2 separate regions of the Mus musculus genome follow, and region 1 is linked to region 2. Evidence: chromatin loops called from intact Hi-C (ENCODE). Cell type or tissue: left cerebral cortex. All regions are shown on one strand. Each heading gives the region's core, and the rest is flanking DNA. Links, peaks and the distances in the headings are about the cores only.

What was found. Hi-C counts contacts between places; a loop is a spot of excess contacts. Peaks named below come from ENCODE experiments on the same cell type or tissue, not always from the same donor. Only the 100,000 strongest peaks of a DNase experiment are listed, where the experiment ranks them.
Region 1: it touches region 2 in a loop (6-fold over the local background); 2 of 42 quality-filtered maps call a loop at or near these places.

What each region holds. Positions count from the first base shown.
Region 1 is chr7:28,232,387-28,242,560 of GRCm38, forward strand. It overlaps the pseudogene Gm18672. Among named protein-coding and RNA genes, the nearest start is that of Eid2, 30 kb to the right of the region's middle. In left cerebral cortex, for the core only: no CTCF peak of the experiment used is centred there; no DNase peak of the experiment used is centred there.
Region 2 is chr7:27,784,995-27,795,168 of GRCm38, forward strand. It overlaps the pseudogene Gm29810. Among named protein-coding and RNA genes, the nearest start is that of Zfp626, 17 kb to the right of the region's middle. In left cerebral cortex, for the core only: no CTCF peak of the experiment used is centred there; DNase peaks (open chromatin) are centred at 4,469 and 8,772.

The sequences.
Region 1 (10,174 bases), core at 1,430-9,429, 450 kb after region 2:
GGTTGTGAAAATCTTAGTGGCCTCCCCCAGTGGCATTTCAGCTATCACCCCAGGAGATAGAATTGCTCAATTATTACTGTTGCCAAGTTTGCATAAATATTTTCCAGCAAATAATAAAATAAGAGGAGAGAGTAGACTAGGTTCTACAGGTTCTAGGTTCACTTTCTTATCAATGGAATTAGGAGATCGCCCCATGTTAACTTTGGAGGTTGAAGGACGATCCTTTCTGGGGTTGTTAGACACAGGTGCAGCAGATCGCAGTATTATCTCCACTCATGATTGGCCATCAAAGTGGCCCTCACAAACATCATCTCAAAGCTTCCGTGGTCTAGGTTATGAGACTGCTCCCCTTATAAGTGCTAAGGAATTGACTTGGAAAAATGAGGATGGTAAGTCAGGGAAATGTTTTCCTTATATTGTGGATATTCCTGTGACCCTATGGGGTAGGGATGTCTTAACCAAAATGTATCTTAGACTAACTAATGAGTATTCCCCACAAGCCCGAGAAATTATGTCTAGTATGGGCTACACTCCAGGAAAAGGGTTAGGAAAGTCATTACAAGGCATGACTATGCCAGTCCCTGCAAAGTTCAAACAAGATAAAAAGGGATTGGGTTTTTCCTAGGGGCCGTTGAGGGTGGTATACCCATTACTTGGAAAACAGAGGAGCCTGTATGGGTTCCTCAATGGCCTCTTTCCTCTGAAAAATTAGTAGCTGCCAGAGAATTAGTAGAGGAACAATTGAAATTAGGACATATTAAACCTTCCCAGTCACCTTGGAATACACCCATATTTGTGATTAAGAAAAAATCAGGCAAATGGAGGCTCCTGCATGATCTTCGTGCCATTAATAATCAAATGCAGATTATGGGCCCCATACAGAGGGGTCTGCCCCTACTTTCTAGTTTGCCCAAAGAGTGGCCTATTATAATCATTGATATTAAGGATTGTTTTTTCTCTATTCCCCTTGCATTGTGTGATAGCGAGCGCTTTGCCTTTACTCTTCCTTCTGTAAATAATGAAGAGCCTGATAAACAGTATCAGTGGATAGTTTTACCTCAAGGGATGACCAACAGTCCTACTATGTGTCAACTTTTTGTAGGAGAAGCCCTACAACCTGTCCATAATGCATTCCCAAAATTAAGGATAGTACATTATATAGATGATGTCCTTCTTGCCTCAAAGAATAAAGAAAGTTCAGATGAAGCCTATATTAAGCTAGTAAAAGAATTAGAAATGAAACAATTATTTATAGCTCCTGATAAAGTTCAAATGGGAAATTTAGGAGAGTTCTTGGGTGCTCGAATTACTCCACATTTTATTACACCTCAAAAGATAGAATTACGTAAAGATCATTTGAAAACATTGAATGATTTCCAGAAGTTGTTGAGAGATATAAATTGAATTCGTCCATATATGAGGCTATCAAATTTTGAATTAATCCCTCTTTTTGATATATTGAAGGGCGATCCACAGCTTTCGTCACCTCGTGCTCTCACCCCTGAGGCCCGAGTAGCATTAGAAAAGGTAGAAAGGTGTTTAGAAAAGGCCAAGCTGTATAGATGGAAAGAAGGAGAGGACATCCTCCTATGCGTTTTGAAGACATTCCGTCAACCAACAGGAGTGTTGTGGCAGTCAGGTCCTCTATTGTGGACTTATCCTCATGTGTCTCCCAATAAAACCCTTGAATATTATCCCATTGCTGTAGCTCAATTAGCGATTTTGGGCATTAAATCATGTATTAAACATTTTGGAGCACCCCCTCAGAAAATCATTACACCTTATAATGCTAATCAAATACAGATCCTAAGTTCTTTGATAGATGATTGGGCCCTATTGTGCTGTAATTTTGATGGGGAATTAGATAATCATTATCCCAAAGATCCTTTGCTACAATTTTTTAGTGAACATCCAGTGATTTTCCCCAAAGTCACAGCATCTAAACCCATATTGGGTGCATTGGATATTTATACAGATGGTTCTAAAACAGGTGTTGGTGCCTATGTAGTTAATTCTCAAAAACCCGTTCTTTTTCAATACAATCCTGGCACCCCACAACTTACTGAATGTAAAATTGTGTTGGAAGTATTCAAAGCTTTTAAGGAATCTTTTAATCTAGTCTCTGATTCAGCTTATGTAGTAAATGCAGTGCGTGCATTAGAAATTGCAGAACCCATTAGACCCACCAGCCCTGTGTGCACCATCTTATTAGAGTTACAAAAATTGACTTGGAAAAGAACACATAAATTCTTTATTCAACATATTCAAGCTCACTCTACCTTGCCAGGCCCTATGGCTGAAAGAAATGCCTTAGTGGACACTAGCACTTGCATGGAATTTATTTTTCACGCCACCCCACTGGAGCTTGCAAAAGATTTTCATCGATTGTATCATGTTCCTGCTGCCACACTTCAGCAGAAATTTGATATCTCTCAAGCCTCAGCACGAGATGTGGTGTTACAATGCCCACAGTGTGTACAATTTCACCACCCTCCTCATGTTGGTATTAACCCTCGTGGATTGCTTCCTTTAAAACCGTGGCAAATGGATGTTACTCATGTCTCAGCATTTGGAAGATTAAAATATTTTCATGTTTCAATTGACACCTGTTCAGATGTCATTTTTGCCTCCCCCATGTCCGGTGAGAAATCCCGCAATGTGGTTGGCCATTGCCTAGAAGCCTGTGCAGCTTGGGGAAGGCCAGATAGTTTAAAAACAGACAATGGCCCCACATATACATCAAAATCATTCCAAACCTTTTGCAAAATAATGCAGGTTAGTCACTCTACTGGCCTTCTCTACAATCCACGGGGCCAAGGCATTGTGGAAAGAGCACATCGAACCTTAAAATAACTCTTATAAAAACAAAAAGGGGGAATCGCTGATGGCCGGCCACAATTATCTTTAGCCCTCTTTACTTTAAATTTTTAAATTTTTTAAATTTTTAAATTCTGGATGAACATGGTCGTTCGGCTGCAGATAGGCATGCCATGACCTCACCTATCCTTAAACAGGATGTCAAATAGAAAGATGTCCTAACTGGAAAATGATATGGCCCAGATCCTGTTATTTTGAGATCCAGGGGAGCTGTTTGTGTTTTTCCACAGGGTCAAGAACACCCGATTTGGGTACCAGAGAGGCTGACGCAAAAATTGCTCCCCCCAACAGAGATATAGATTGTAATAGTTCCAGAAGGACATGTTTTTTAGCAGAGTATTGGCAGGGTATACTGTGTGGTTGTGAAACTTCCCACCTTCCTGCCTATAGTAGATTTTGAAATGTTTGCCACCTATGCCCATTCGTGCTACTCACTGCGTGGTCCAATTTGAACCTCTTTTCTTCAAATCTTTGCTTCTGTTTGAGAATGAGTTCATTCACCAAGAAATTAGGATAGAGATGGTCAATATTGTCCACAACATAATTACACTTGGGACATCTATTATTGTCCTCCAAACTCTGATGAATACACTTGTAGCAAAAGCTGAGGCCACATTTTGTCATGTATGCCTCCTCAGTCATATCAAAGCAGATGGGACTCTCTCTTATTTAATAGACTTAGTTCAAGAACAGGTTGAAGAATTGTATAAAGTTGTACAAGCTAATTTCTCTCAGTCTCTTGAACAGATTCACCTCTTATCTGAGTAGGAAATTGGTCGGCTAAAGCAGAGCAGTTGTCCAGAAAGCTGCTCCTCCAGATTGCCAAACTCAACAGCACTCGACTGGACCCTGTCACCTTGGGGGACTTCACCTCCTGGATCACCAATGCCTTCTCATTTTTTAAGGAATGGGCGGGAATGTTGGCCTGGGGGGCAGTAGTCCTCCTGGGTTGTGTCTTTTGTATCTGACTATTGTGTCGATTCAACCGAGAGCACTCTCAGTATAAGGCAGTGGTGTACCAAGCATTGATGGCAATTAAAGATGGCACATCTCCCAATGTTTGGCTGGCCTCTTTAAAAAATTAAGAGTTCACCCTAGGTCATCTGGCAGTTGTAGTCACACAGATCCACGGTATCCAGTAACAGGCAACTTTCCTTATGCACAGACATGGGGCCTGGAGGCGATAGGGTAACCCTAGGACAGGTAAGGCTGTGACATGAAAGGATCGACCTAAGACAGGAGCCGTGGCTGATGGACAGACTTGCCCAGACCTAGTCCAGCATCATATTATTAAACAAAAAAGGGGGAGATGTAGGCAGCCGGCGCCTAAAAGATGGTGCCGGTCTCCGGTACACCATCGCTGTAAACAACACCTCTGCGCAGGCGCTAGCCCGAATCTGGCGCCAACCCCTCCTGAGCAGGTGCATGCAAATTAAAGTGCCAGCAGACTGACCAATCCTAGGAGGACACATAGCCCTCCCCAGTGCTGGGGTGTATATAAGCAGTCCTCCCTGGGTTCCCGGGGTTCCCATAGCATCGAGGCGTTCCTGCAATAAAGCTGTTGAGAAGAATCCGATCGTGTGAGGGGTGAGCGCAACATACACTGAAAGATTCAAACTCTTAGCTTTTTGTATTGAAGGAGAGTCCATAAGAAATTTTCTACATGAGGTAAAGCTATTTAAGCCACACCTAGAGGCAAAATTTTCCAGTGGTTACAAGCTCACTAGAAGCAAACCCATTACAATTTATCCAGATGCAAAAGAAAAAACAAACTTTTCAATCTATAACTTTAGATAAAGTAGGCAAGTCAAATCGCAATGTCCTAATAAATTCTACAGCCTGATTGACCTTTCATAAATCTTGAATTAAAACTTTATTAGAACAGCATCTGGCTAGATCTGTAACAATGTTCTTTTAGCTAACAGGAATTTTCCCTGAAGGCAGGGAGGGGAGAGGTTCTCAGAACTTCCCTAGTCACAGTTTGTGAAACAAAGGAGATTTTGTGCCAACTTCCCTGAGGTTGCTCTGAACTTGCATTAACTCAAACATAAGAAAAAATTTCTAACCCAAGCATTTTGGCCCTCCTGTAATAAGGACAGATTTTGGGGAACAATTTGACTATCTGTCTATGCTTCTAATTTTTGGACAGTCTTTCTTAAGATTACTTATAGTTAACCTTCTTTATAACCTTGGTGCTGAGAAAAATTTGCCTGTACTGCAGTTTCTTGCCAGGCAGCAATTATAGCCAAAATCTACTGTCTAAGGGTCTAATTCAAAAAACAAACATATCTAGATAACTCTGTCTAGTTTTGTAGCACTCTCATAAGCAGATTACTCATAATAATCTTAACTAACAATATATGGGTGAGTATAAAATCTTAAATTTGCGATCAAACTGCCAGCTGCAGTTAATGGAACACTGGCAACTTTTAACCATAATTTTTAAGTTTCTTACACAACGTTAGAATAATATCTACAGCCTTGGGAAAGCAATACCCAATTTCAAAGCAATATATCACTTTAGAACCAATATTAGGAACTTTACTGTCATGTTATGTAATTTGGCTGCCAATTTATACCTATGAAAGTATGACAGTGTGAATTTTAATGCTCCATTAAAGAGACATTGTTTTAAATCTTATCTTTAATCTTATCTTTCTACTTTCTAGGATAAGAATCACATTAGATATTATCTCAACTAGAAGTATCCCTAAGAGGCCTAGTTTTTTGGCCTGAGTTGCCAATTTAATGCTAACCTTCTGTTATCAATGTTACAATTATTTAATCCTAATCAATAACTTATGAGCTGATACTCTTGTGAAGACACGCAGAGCACATTACCAGTAAAAATCCAAATGAAGTGGCTACACTTAGACCAATCAGAGAATTTTATTTTTTCTAGCTATAATTATAAAATAAAAAGCACCTTGTATACAGCTAAACACAATAATCACAAGCACAGAGATTTTTGTAGGAAAAACATCCATCAGTTCCTAGCAGGGGCTTCTCCAGCCACACTAGACTTCTAACTACAGGTGCAGGGCTCCAAAGGCCAATTAATACTGTTTATTTTTTCTTTTTCTCTTTCACCAAATTATCCCCAAATAGTCCAGAGTACTGCTTTTCTTAAGCCTGTTCTCTCATGTGTAACTATCTCTAGTCAGGGTATAAGGCACCTATGAGAATTACCTTCACTTCTCTAGATTTTCACATAGCTCTAAACACATACACAAAAATACACAAAACAGAGACCAACCGATCCAGACACACTCGAACCTTTCTCGTCCTCCACAAGCAGGCAAAAGAATTAGGCGATTTTGGAAGGGTAAGCTTCCACTTCAGAACTTTGTCTCTCTGACCAACGGATCTCGGGAGACTACCAGGGGTCCCTGGCTCTCCCCACTTCCCAGGGTGTCCCCCAGGGTGGCAGCAGTCTTCCTAGCACATCTGCTGACCATAGTTCTCCGGTCCTTACGGTCCGAAAGGACAGCTGCAAATACCAAGTGCACATTTCAGAAAACCCCATTGCCTATATAAATACCAGAGAAACCAAACTCAGGTGGATCCAAACTCAGACTGCACCATGCTTCAGAAACAAGGGACGAAACACAGACAACAAACCAACACAACGTTAATTCTTTCCTATCTGTGGAGCTCCATCCCAGCAGTGTTTCTTCCAGCGTCTTCTACCATTCCCAGGCCCCGCGTTGGTATGCCAAATTGTTGGGGCTGGCCTGTGGCTCTCATGTCCAGGTTCCAGCCTGGGAGGCAACCGGAGCTGAAAGAGAAGGGGGAACCTAGGCGGGTCAAGAAATAATGGAAACCAAGACAAGCTAGTCTGTTCAAGGCTCAAAGGTTCAATGAGGATCGTGCTTATAAAGAAGAGGGGGAGGCCCATCCCCCACCATGCCAAATTTCTTAATGTTGAGATGCTAAGTTGTCAGCACAGCCTTTTAGCAGAAAGTTGCCAAATTCACAGGTTGCAGAAAATCTTGGCGAACTGGTTAGGCCTCATGGCAGGTGGCAGACAGTGTCACATCAAAGGAAACTAGTTGAATCCAAGAGAGGTTACAATTGGGGCTGGATTACAGGATCAGAGGTTCAGTCCATTATCATCAAGATGGGAGCATGGCAGCACCCAGGCAGGCATGGTGCAGGCAGAGCAGAGAGTTCTACATCTTCATCTGAAGGCTGCTAGCAGAATCCTGATTTCCAGGCAGCTAGAAGGAGGGTCTCAAAGCCCATACCCACAGTGGCACACCTACTCCAACAAGGCCACACCTACTCCAACAGGGCTACACCTTCTAATAGTGCCACTCCCTGGGCTAAGCATATACACACCATCACAGGGAAAAAAAAACAGGTTCTCAGGAGATGGCTGTTCTTGCTTTAGTGGTGGGGGTTGTTGGTAATCTGTCTTCAAGACTCTTTGTTCCTCAAAGTCAAAGTGACTTCAGGCCTAGGATAATGACTGGAGACTTACAGGTTCCAGGATGATTGGAACAGGACATCAGAAAAGCTGACAGTGAGATGCCCCAGTCACGCTGTGTGCCTTTGGCCCTGAAGGAGGACAGGCTAGGTTAGGCATTCGCACATTTTACACGTACACTCTTCAACTATACAGTTCAACAGGAATATCTTCTGTCATCTCTGTGACCTTTAAGATGAAGCCATGTTTCCTGGAGAGCTTACTGTTAATCTTGTCTTCATACTGTGGGATGGGATGATCTAACCTATTTCCCATTCAAAGCAGTCGTTGCTCAGAGAGATGACCTCATACTATATCAGTCTGGCCTCCGGAACCCCACTTTCTGGCCAGCTAACTCCAGGATGTAGGTGAGTTTGCAGCACAATCTCGAAGCTTGGGTGAGAGAGTCATGCTATTCCTCCCATGGAGAAACTGGAATCCACCGGTTACAGCAACCGCTCAGCACTAGCTACTAGTGTTTCCTTATCCCTCTATAAACATCTCATCTTGCACACTGTAGGCACACTCCTCACATGGGTCTATCCCCTTTCAGATCCAGGAATCTTTGGATGTGATCCCTCAGGGAGAAGCTATAAATGCCAGGGCACTCCTTCCAGGAATAATGTATGGGTATTGGGCCATGGCTCAAGGGTAGAGTCCCCCAGTGAGGGGCTGGGGGTGTGTCTCAGGGTAGAGCCCCTGCCTAGAATCCCCCCAGGGAGGGGCTGGGGGGTGTATCTCCATATTAGTATACCCATGTCTAGCATGCTACAATCCCTCTGAACCTTAGCTTTAGCACAAGAAAAAGATAAATTGAAGGCAGCTGCCTTAGTTCTTGTTCTATTGCTGTGAAGAAACACCATAACCAAGACAACTGATAAAAGAAACCAATTATTTGGGGCTTGTTTATGGCAGAAAGCTGTAGCTGAGAGCATTACGTCCTGATTCGTAGGAAACAGGGTGGGGGTGGGACTGTGGGTGTAAGGGAAGAGGGGGGAGGTAGAGAGCCTGAGTCCCACCAGAGTTCCTGTGCTCTGGGCAGGCAGATGTGGGAGGACTCTGGTGGGCATCTGGATGTGTGAAGCCACTGACCCCACACGGTGGAGGGTAGACAAGGGGCAGCCTCCAGTAATAGGGGCCCTGGGGTGACACTCTTGGCCCTGGAGATATGAGAAGAGAGCAGAGATTAGGCAGGGCTCCTTAGGAGAAAGCCTATCCCATTGTGCAAGCACAGCAGGCCTTGATGAACAGAGTCAGTCTATGGTTTTAGAGCTTTATTGTAGAAAGGCAGGGGGATAGAGAGAAGGTAGAAAGAGAGAGAGACAGGCCATGGCCATATGGAGAGAGGGAGAAAGGGAAAAAGAGAAAGAGTTAGAGAGTAAAAAAGGTGAAGGCTTAGAGAAAGGAGAGGGCTTAGAGAGTGTATTAGTTAGGGTTCTCTAGAGTCACAGAACTTATGGATAGTCTCTATATAGTAAAGGTATTTATTGATTACTTACAGTCTGCAGTCCAATTCCCAACAACAGTTCAGTAGTAGCTGTGAATGGAAGTCCAAGGATCTAGCAGTTACTCAGTCTCACACAGCAAGCAGGCGAAGGAGCAAGAGCAAGACTCCCTTCTTCCAATGTCCTTATATTGTCTCCAGCAGAAGGTGTAGCCCAGATTAAAGGTGTGTTCCACCACACCTTTAATCCCAGATGACCTTGAGCTCAGAGATTTAATCTTCTGTAATCCATAGCCACTATACCTCAAGATCTCCATACCAAGATCCAGATCAGAAACTTCTATCTCCAAGCCTCCAGATTAGGGTCACTGGTGAGCCTTCCAATTCTGGATTGTAGTTCATTCCAAATATAGTCGACAACCAGGAATAGCCACTACAGAAAGCAAGGAGGAGCCAAACAGCCCCTCTTATAGTGGGCATGTTATCTTAACTGGAAGGAGTCTAGCCTGAAGGTCAGAAGCTTGGAACATCATTGTGTATGACTGCTAGCCACATGCTTCTCTTGTGGGGGTTGTGGGGGCTGTGGTAACTTCAACAGGAGCTAGGGGTCCAGGAGACATGAGGGAACGCCTTCCGTCCCATGTAGGTGAAAATGATCACCACTAGGATTCACTGGGATTCCACACCTCAGCTCGACTGGAGGCTGTCTGTGCATAGCCCATTGCCCCACAGAGGGTGAAAGACTCCAAGAGGAGCCTCTTGCTCAGGCCTCAGGACAATAGCGGACACCCAAGAACTCACGAGAGACCAAGCTTGATGTAAACCACATGAGGCTTTATTCGGGGAAAGCCAGAGCTCTGGGGATGACTCGTATCCCACGCAGGGGTAGAGGAGTCGACCTCGAGGGAAAAGGGGTCCCAGTTTTTATAGGCCCTCAGGGGAGAAAGGAGAAGGGGGTGGAGTAGGGGATTTCCAGATCTAAACAATGTCTATTCTCAAGAAATGGGTATGGGAGGGGTCCAAGGAAAGAGTCTGGTGCAGGTGTAGCAACTCAGGATTGGCCGGGCTGTGGTTGCTGGGGAGATTTTTTGAGTCTTTCTCAGCAACCAATATCACAAACACCTGGCAATGGGCTTCATCGGTGGGTACACACATGGGTCAAGGAAAGGTCAAAACATTGGCAGACACACAGGTTCAAGGAGTGGCCAGGGCATTGTGCACCTCTATGTTCCTAAACTAGTGAAGCTAGTTCTGCTAACAATGAAATCTATCTTGCCAATTTCAGGGCTTCTGTGACTTTTACATTCTATCAGGATCTTTCAAGGGGAGCCGGGCTGTCATGGGCTTTTGAAACCTCAAAACCAACCCTCAGTGACACCCCTCCT
Region 2 (10,174 bases), core at 1,426-9,425:
TGAGTCATTCAGTTCGGTGCTAGGAACCATACTTTGTTTGTTTGTTTGTTTGTTTCTCTCTAGACAGGTTTTACCTTGTAGTTCAGGCTGGCCTTGAACTCCTGGTCCTCCTGCCTCAATATTTCCAGATCTGGGATGCTGAGATTGCAGGGCCTTCCAGACTCACTAACTGTGCTTCTATCATCATGCATAGTATGTACATATAGAGAGTATAACTTTATGTGTGAATTCTCATGTATCCTGTTCACTTTTAATAGGTTTCCATGTGTTTTCTTATATTTTTATAATTAGTATTACTATTGTTTCACTATTATTTGAAGTTTTTAGAGACAGAGTTTATTTAGCCCAGGCTGGCTTCAAACTCCTGATTCTCTTGCCTTGTTCCTGAGTGATGAGATTGTTAAGTGAGTATGCATCACCATGTCTGGCCCATCTCCTTTTAAAAGCAGGTATCCATCTCTGTGTCTCTGTCTCTGTGTCTCTGTGTCTCTCTGTGTCTCTCTCTCTCTCTGTGTGTGTGTATATCTGTGTGTGTGTGTGTGTGTTGTGTTTCTGTGTGCCTCATCCCATGTGTGTAGATCAGAGGACAACTTCCTGAGTTGTCCTTTCTCCTCCTCCATGTGGTGCCAGGGATGGAACTTGAGCTGTCGGGCTTGGCTGCAAGCACCTTTATCTGCTGAGCCATCTCACTCCCTTGTTTATATTGCTGTAATATGTAGCAGAACTATCTTGCTTGTTGCCACGGGCTGGACTCAGTTGGTCCCTCAACCTGGGGGAGAAATCAGGTGGGCAAGGAGTCAGCGAGTGACAAACAGACATGAACACAAGAGAGTGTTGGATCTGAATGTAATTTCTCAAAGTGAGCATCAGACTTATATTACAGAAGAAAACAAGGAGGAAGAAAACACATTAGCCAAGGTACATTTAAGTCATCGATGCATAATGGCACAAAACAGAGAAATGCATACATAAAAGTTAACAGGAACCAGGTAGTGTTTACAACTGAGATAAAAATCAGCCCTACCTAAGTTCAGCTTATTCTTAGAAGCCAGGGGCAAGAACTTTAAGCCCTAGCCATAGTTCCAATTCTAGTCTATTGTATAATCCACCTTCTCCCTAGGCCATTGTAAATTCTTGCATGTGGGAGTAACTCAGCTGTTATTCTAAGTACTCTAGTTCCTTCGTAAACCACAACTCACCTTCTTTCTTCTTTCTACTATTGCGTAATTTAGTCTGACATACATGATTGTAATGAGAATTCTTTTTTTTATGGTTTTAGAGCTTTATTGTAGAAAGGCAGAGAGAAAGAAAGAAGGTAGAAAGAGGGAGAGAGGCCAGCCATGGCCATATGGAGAGAGGGGAGAAGGGAGAGAGAGCTGTAATGAGAATTCTAGGTTTACTTTGTTGAACTTGCCCTGAGATTTCTAACTCTTATCCAGTAAACTGCTATGCCTGATTTCTTTCACTATCTCTCTATCAGCACTGGAGGCATTTCATCTAAATAGTAACATTCTTAAGAAATCCAAAGCCCAAAGTCGGCTCAACGATTGCCTAGGATATTGGGACACTGGTGGAGGCCAGGAAGCAATGTTCAATCTAACTTAGCTATTTGTTAAATCATTCCTTTGAGGTACTTATAATAAAACAATACTGAAAGAAAGCATGCTAAAACCTTCACCGATTATTGCAAGGACAAATCTGGACCACATCTATGTTATGTGAAGCCAAAGACTCCAGGAGACCAGTTTTCCATGAAACTTTTTGTCTCAGGACTGTGGCCAAACTTTTGGACTTGTCACAGAGACTCCACTGGAGTGGGTGTGGCAGCTTGTTGCTTTCTAAGTTGTTTCATTTCCCCCATGATTTGCTTGTTGAACTTAAAAAGGAACTTCCTAGAGAAGTTGTCTAGTTCTAGGAAAAACAAAAATCACCAAAACCGTGATCATTCCCTAAGTCCCCTTTCTCCATTGCTGGGGTAAGGGCCACTTGATCATCTCCTCCTCTCCTTCCTCCTCCAGCTGACTTCCACCTTGTTCCTTCTTCTGTTCCACTCCTCCATTCTTTCTCCTTGCTGACATTGGTACAGGGATGGAGATGGAGAACTGAGGGAGCAATGAATCCCTTTCTATAACCAGCTTCAGCCTCTGCAGACAAATTGAGCAGGCACATGAGTTTCTCTGTACTGTATGAAACAGAATTGTCACTGTCTTTTTAAAATACATTTCTTAAAAAAATAGGGTTTTTTTTTTTTTTTGGTGTGTAATTGTTTTGCCTGTTTGTATATCTGTGTGCCACCAGCATACTTTGTGACTACAGAGATTAGAAGTGGTGTTGGATCTCTTGGGACTGAAATTAAAGTTGGTTGTGTGCTGTCACATGGGTGTTGGGAATTGAATCTGGGTCCTTTGGAAGAACAGCCAGTGCTCTTAACTGTTAATGCACCTCTCTAGCTTCCTAAGTATCTAAGTATCTTCAGATTTTTCCTTTCCTTTCCTTTCCTTTCCTTTCCTTTCCTTTCCTTTCCTTTCCTTTCCTTTCCTTTCCTTTCCTTTCCTTTCCTTTCCTTTCTTTCTTTCTTTCTTTCTTTCTTTCTTTCTTTCTTTCTTTCTTTCTTTCTTTCCTTCTTTCTTTCTCTTTCTTTCTTTCTTTCTTTCTTTCTTTCTTTCTTTCTTTCTTTCTTTCTTTCTTTCTTTCTTTCTTTCCTTTTTTGGTCAGCTGTTCCTCTATGTAAGTCCATACCATATGAGTGTGTGCAGGTAGAGCCTAGAAGGGGTCAGTCAGGGTTGGTGAGATGGCTCATTGGGTAAGAGCACTGACTACTCTTCTGAAGGTCCTGATTTCAAATCTCAGCAGCTACATGGTGGCTCACAACCACCCATAATGAGATCTGATGCCCTCTTCTGGTGTGTCTGAAGACAGCTATAGTGTGCTTATGTATAATAATAAATAAATCTTTGGGCTGGAGTAAGCGGAGCCAACCGGAGCGGGCAGAGGTCCTAAAAAAATCAATTCCCAACAACCACATGAAGGCTCACAACCATCTGTACAGCTACAGTGTGCTCATATACATAAATACATATATCTTAAAAAAAAAAGAAGGAGTCAGTCAGATCCCTTGGAGTTGCAGTTAAGACAGTTGAGAGACACCTGATGTTGGTACTGAGAATTGAATGCAGATCTACTGGAAAAACAGTAAATGCACATAACACTTGAGACATTTGTCCAGTGTCTGAGACTCAATTTTATTTTGCACTTGGAGAGATTTCTCAGTGGTTAGAGCACCTAGCACCCACATCCTGTAGCTCACAACATATACCAACTCAGCTACATGGGATTAGATGCCTATTTTTTACCCCTAAAACACACATGAGATATTAACTCACAGAATCACAAAACACAAAAAATGCATGTGCACATGAGCACACACAGTCAGACTGGGCATAACAACCAACAGCAGCATGATCACATACCCAGGAGTAGTTGGTCAATACAAAATGACTCAGTAGTATTTTTGTGAACTTTAATTTTCATTTGCTTCGCCATTTTTTTTTTGTCTTATTGGTCTTTTGCTAGTGCATGAGTCAAGCTCGCCAGTCTCCTACACACATGCAACATGCACACTACACACAAAAAAAAAAAGGAAGGAAGGAAGGAAGACAGACAGACAGACAGACAGACAGAAAGAAAAAAAGAAAGAAAGAAAGAAAGACAAGAAAGACAAGAAAGACAAGAAAGACAAGAAAGGAATGGAATGAACAACGTTCCCTCAGTTAATATTGTAGTTACAGGCCATCCATGACTTCGTGGGATTTAGAGAGAGTTAAGCATTGATGGGGAGGAAAGGCAGCAACCCAGGCTCACTAATTATAGTAGGCATGCTTCATATTCAGTAGATTCAGGTCTGACATTATTTAAAACAAACAACCCAGCCGGGTAGTGGTGGTACACACCTTTAATCCCAGCACTTGGGAGGCAGATGTAGCAGATCTCTGAATTCTAGGCTATCCTGGCGTACAGAGAAAGTTCCAGGACAGCCAGGATATACAGAGAAACCCAATCTTGAAAGAAACAAAACACAAACCAACCAACCAACCAACTAGAAAACACACACACATAAAATCCACACAGGATGGAAATCTGTCTCTACTGTGGAGAGGCATGGCTCACTCACATGAAATAGAATTAGAAGAGGTGAGTGTAAAGTCAGAAAGGTAGAAGGGAAAGGAGGAATTCTCAACACATGGCTACAAACTCCTTTCTCAACCTTGAGGTTCCATCTAGCCAGAGTCTGATATAAATGACTTCATTTTGGTCTGACAATGTTCACACCTGCAATTTTTATCACTTGGCGCATAGCAGAAAATTATATTTTGTAAAGGAATGACTCAAACATTATATGATTTCAGTTATTTTAGTGCTCATACATGTTCAAGTTTCCAGTATCTTAGGAAATGTGTTTGTGATATTGTCAGCTTGGCAGGATCTGGAATCCCCTGGGAGAGGAGCCTCAAACCATGACTACGAGGATCTCTTAGATGAGTCAGCCTCTGGATGTGTCAGTAAGGGATGATCTATGTGAGGTTAAGTGAGGTGAGAAGACACATCTTGAAATCGGTATCCTAGACTACATAAAAGGAGAAAGCTGGCTGAAAATGAGCATGTCACTCTCCCCTTGCTACTACCGTGTGACCATCAGCCCCAAACTCCTCCGACCATGACCTCTTCTTACAGTGAAGGACTGAACACTAGAATCAAGAGCAACAATAAACCTTCCCTTCCTTCTGTTGCTTTCTCAGCTATTTGTCCTAGGAACAGGGAAATTAATATATTGCCATACAGTTATCTGTCCTTGATTTTAAATTTAATTCTGATTTTCAAACTTCATGTGCATAATTTAGATTAATTTACATGTATTGAAGCTTGTTTTAGTATCTTCTGTAGGGCTGGATTTGTGGATAGATATTGTTTAAATCTGGTTTGTCATGGACTATCTTGTTTTTTCCCTCTATGGTGACTGAAAGTTTTGCTGGGTATAGAAGTCTGGGCTGGCAACTGTGGTCTCTTAGAGAGTGCAAGACATCTGTCCAGGCCCTTCATTCTTTTATAGGCTCTGTTAAAAAGTGGGTTGTAATTCTGATAGGTCTGCCTTCAAATGACACTTTGCCTTTTCCCCTTGCAGCTTTTAATATTCTTTCTTTGTTCTGTACATTTAGTGTTTTGATTATTATGTGTGTGTGGGGGGGAGGGACAGGGATTTTCTTTTCTGGTGGAATCTATTTGGTGTTCTGTAAGCTTCTTCTATGTTTATAGGTATCTCTTTAGGTCAGAGAAATTTTCTTCTATGTTTTTAAAAAATATCTATTTATTTATTTATTTATTTATTTTATGTATATGAGTACACCATTGCTCTCTTCAGACACAACAGAAGAGGGTATCAGATCTCATTACAGATGGTTGTGAGCCACCATGTGGTTGCTGGGAATTGAAGAACAGTCGGTGCTCTTAATTGCTGAGCCATCTCTTCAGCCCAGTTTTCTCTTCCTTCCTTCCTTCCTTCCTTCCTTCCTTCCTTCCTTCCTTCCTTCCTTCCTCCCTCCCTCCCTCCCTCCCTCCCTCTGTCTCTCTGTCTCTGTCTCTGTCTCTCTCTGTGTTTCTGTCTCTGTCTCTGTCTCTCTCTCTCTCAGACAGTTTTCTGTACCTGGCTATGCTGGAACTCAGTTTGTAGACCAGGCTGGTCTCAATCTCAGAGATCTACCTGCTTCTGCCTCTCAAGTGCTGGACATAAAGGCATGCATCACCATGCTCTCTCAGTTTGCATCTTTTTAATTGGAGAATTGAGACCATTGATGTTGATATACATGAATGAGAAGTGTTTGTTGATTCCTGTTTTGTTCTTTGTTGTTTTTTTTTAAATGGTGGTGGTGGTGGGTGTGTCTAGGTGTGTCTCTTTTGATTTGGTGGTCTGCGACTATTTATTCCTTGTATTTTCTTGAGTATGGCTAATCTCTCTAGTTGGAATTGTTCTTCCACTGCCTATTTAAAGACTGGATTTGTAGATAGCTATTGCTTAAGTTTGGTTTTGTGATGGGCTGTCTTATTTTCTCCATCTGTGGCAATAGAAGGCTTTGCTGGCAGTAATAGTTTCGGCTGGCATCTGTGGTCCCTCAGAGTCTGTAAAGTATGTGTTCTTTCTCTTCTGAATTTTCAATCCTCCATTGAGAAGCCAAGTATAATTCTAATGAGTATACCTTTATTCTTGGTCTGTGTCTTTTGTGGCTTTTCATATTCTTTGTTTGTCCCGTATGTTTAGTGTTTGGATTATTATGTGCTGAGGGGACCTTGTTGTGTGGTTTAGTCTATTTGGTGTTCTGCTGGTCCTTGTACCATAATAGGCATCTTATTCTTTAGACTACAGGAATTTTCTTCTATGATTTTGTTGAAAAGTATTTCCTGTGTCTTTGACCTGGGTTTCTTCTCCTTCGTCTAGTCTTATTCATAGCTTTGGTCTTTCCATTGTGTACCAGATTTCCTGGATGATTTGTACAGGAACTTTTTGAGAGTTATCATTTTCTTTGAGCATGATATTCATGTGTTTTATTGTGTCTACAGTACCGGGGATTCTCTTTTGCATCTCTTATATTCTGTGGGTGAGGCTTGCCTCTGAGGTTCCTGCTTGAGTTTCTAAGGTTTTCATTTCCAGATGTATTTGAGTTTTGGCTTTCTTTATTGATTCTAACTCTGCTTTAAGGTCTTGAACTGTTTCATTCTCTTCCTTCCATTGTTTGTATTTTCATTAGGGGATTTCTTCCTTTTTAATGACTTCATTCACGTTTATAAAAATCTATTTTAATGTTTTTCCTGTGCTTCTGCTATGTTACAATACCCAGGGCCTGCTGTAGGGTTGCACACATACTGTCCTAACTTTTATTGTGTGTTTTCACTGAAATTTCAGCATCTGCCTTTGGAAACATTATATCTAAGTGTCTGGTCATATCTTTGTAGGTGGGTCTTTTGTTCCTTGGTTTTTTGTTGTCCTCTCTGGTTCTTAGGAGAGTGTGGTAGCCATGTGTTACTTGGGAGAAAATTCTTGTGGAATCCTGAATGATGTGGACACTGGGAGTCACAGGTAAAATGTATTTCTTGGTATTGGCAGCTGACACTTAGAAATAGGGATGCACTAGGAGAGGGATGTTGAGGGGTCCAAAGGAAGGAAGAAAGCATGTCTTCTACTAGTAATCTGCTTAGTCCCTTGGAAACAGGGGCAGGGTGAGGAGAAGCGACATTAGATGGTCTGATACAGAGCTGGGGATGAGCCTGGAGATTGACTTGGAAGAGCTGAAAGAGAGGTGAAGATCTGCAGTAGGCCCGCCTACCTGTTTCATAGTTGGGGGCTGGGCTAAAGCAGTGAATACAGAAAGGGATGGTTGGAGGTGTAGATCAATGTGATGGGCTGGAGATGGGGCAGGAAAGAAGGAGAGGCCAAGCAGGTGATCTGCTACAGAGCTGGGATGAGACTGGGGAATTGTATCTTCCTTTTAACTTGTTTTTGTGTTTTCTCACACTGAGTCTTCTTATATAATCCAAGATGATCTGGAATTCATGATGCTTCCACCACTGGCTTCTTTTTGATGGAATTACAGTTGTGTACCACCACTACCACCACCACCATGACAGTTTTTTTACCTCCTTTTTAATTTTTTTATTTTTAAAGAATTCCAAGTCCAGGCCAGTTTTTGTATAACATGACAGATATGTATTTTTGTGGTATAGGTCTTTTTTTTTTTCTCTCATGATCTGGTTCAAAAACCTTTACACAAGGGTTTGTATTAGGATAAAATGGCAAGGTTTGAGTACATTTGACAGGCCTGTGCCAAGGTGTGTCACTAAAAAAATGACACCACACAATTGATCAAGAGGTTCATTGGAGGATTGGGGAGAGTGAAAGGCTGTCTCAGACTGGGGACATGGATTCAGATAGAGAGGGAGAAAGCAGGAGAGAGAATATGAACAAGACAATGATTGAGAAAGAGAGAGAATGGGGGCAGGGAGGGAGAGACAGAGAGAAAGAAAGAGCTCTGCATTGGTTGTTGGTTGTACCTTTTATGCGCTGCACCTGACATACTCTGAGGACCAGGTGGCTCTGCGTGATGCCAGAAGCTGCTGCAGCTGGGTCCCTGTTGGCAGGCTGGTGCACATGTCTGATTGCTAACAGTTTGTATTTCAAATAGTATGAAAATAAGCATGTACAATTATTTTAAAACAGTTAGTTATAATCTTGTTAAACAGACATATTGTCCCATTTCCAACCTGTTCTACTGTAAAGAGTACCTTCTTACATAAACTTTCCTTACTGCTGCTCTCCGTGCTCCCATACAGCTTCTCAGAAAATACTTTAGAGTCTGGCTGTTCATTTAATGGACGTTATATTACAGGAAAATATGTGTTTGTATGTTACAGGAAAATGAAGTATTCTTGCTTTGTCCTTTTCTTTCAGATTTGGAGGCAGGTTATGATGCTGAAAATTTATTTCTGGAAAATCATAGTTATAATAGAAATTCACCCAAACAGAACATAAGACAATCAAGTAAAACTTTTGACTTTAGGGGCTCCAGGTTTAGTGATGGCCCTAAATGTAGTACATTCCAAGGACTGCAGGGCTGTCAGGAAGGAGATGCTGGCCAGCAGATTACTAAGAAGGAAGGAGTGCCTCCTTACACCTGCCAGACTCTTGCTCACAGCGTACAAAAACCATATGAATGTAAACAGTGTGGGAAGTGCTTCGATTGTAGTTCAACTCTTACTCAGCATCAGAGTGTTCATGCTGGAGAGAAGCCCTATGAATGTAAGGAGTGTGGGAAGGCCTTCAGACTCCCCCAACAGCTCACAAGGCATCAGAAGTCTCACAGTGGTGAGAAACCTTTCGAGTGTAATGAATGTGGAAAGGCTTTTCATCTTCCTGACCTGCTCAAGTACCATAAAACCATTCATACAGGTGAAAAACCATTTGAATGCAGGGAATGTGGGAAGTCCTTCAACCGAGTCTCCACCCTTGTTACACGTAGGATTATTCATGCTGATGTGAAGCCATATGAGAGTAGTTAAGTGTGGGAAAGCCTTTAAATGTTGTTCATACCTTATGCAACATCAGAAAATTCATTCTGATAAGAGACCCTTTCAGTGTAAGGAGTGTGGGAAGGCCTTCAGACTCCCCTAACAGCTACAGGACTTCAGAAATCTCATGGTGAAAAACATTTCAAATGTAATGAATGTGGAAAGAAATTTTGTACTGGCCCATACCTTGTTCAGAACCTGCGTATTCATACTGGTAAGAAACCCTTTAATACAGTAGGAAGGCTTTCAGGCTTCAGGCGTGTCTGAGCATCAGAAAACTCACACTGAAGAGAAATCTTCCAAGTGTAAGGTGTGTGGGTCAGTCTTCAGACATAAGTACCAGCTTAGCGAACATCGGCTTACTCATATTGATGTGAGACCCTAGGAGTGAAAGGAAAGTGGGGTTTTATTGCAATGAAGGTCAAATTTTACTGAACATCAGAGTCCTCACACTGGAAAGAAACCCTGTGAAAGAATGTGGGAAGTTCTTTAGACTTAACACACTTCTCATTCATCATCAGAAGTCTCACAGTGGTGAGAGACCTTTTGAGTGTAAAGAATGTGGAAAGGCTTTTTATTTTCCCAGCCAGCTTAAGAACAATAAAATCATTCATAGAAGCAGAATACCCCTTGAATGTAAGGTATGTGGGAAGTCCTTCCAGTGTGATTCCAGCCTTGTTCAACATAGGACTTTTCATGCTAGTGTGAGACCATAGGAATGTAATGAGTGTGAGAAAGCTTTTACTCATTGTTCAAACCTTTGACAGCATTGCAAAATTCATTCTGGTGAGAGATCCTTTCAGTGTAAGGAGTGTGGGAAGGACTTTGTTCATGGAAGAGCCCTGAGAATTCATCAGAGAATCCACATTTGTGAGAAGCCCTTTCGATGTAAGGAATACAGAGAAGCTTTTCAATATCATTACCTATTTCTTGTACATCTTAGAATTCATACTGAAGAGCCTAGAGCATTGCTCTGCTGCCCCCATATACTACAAGCTCTACATTATTTTTATTTACTATAAAAAACCACCTGGCCTGTGCTAATCTCATAAAAGTTGATATA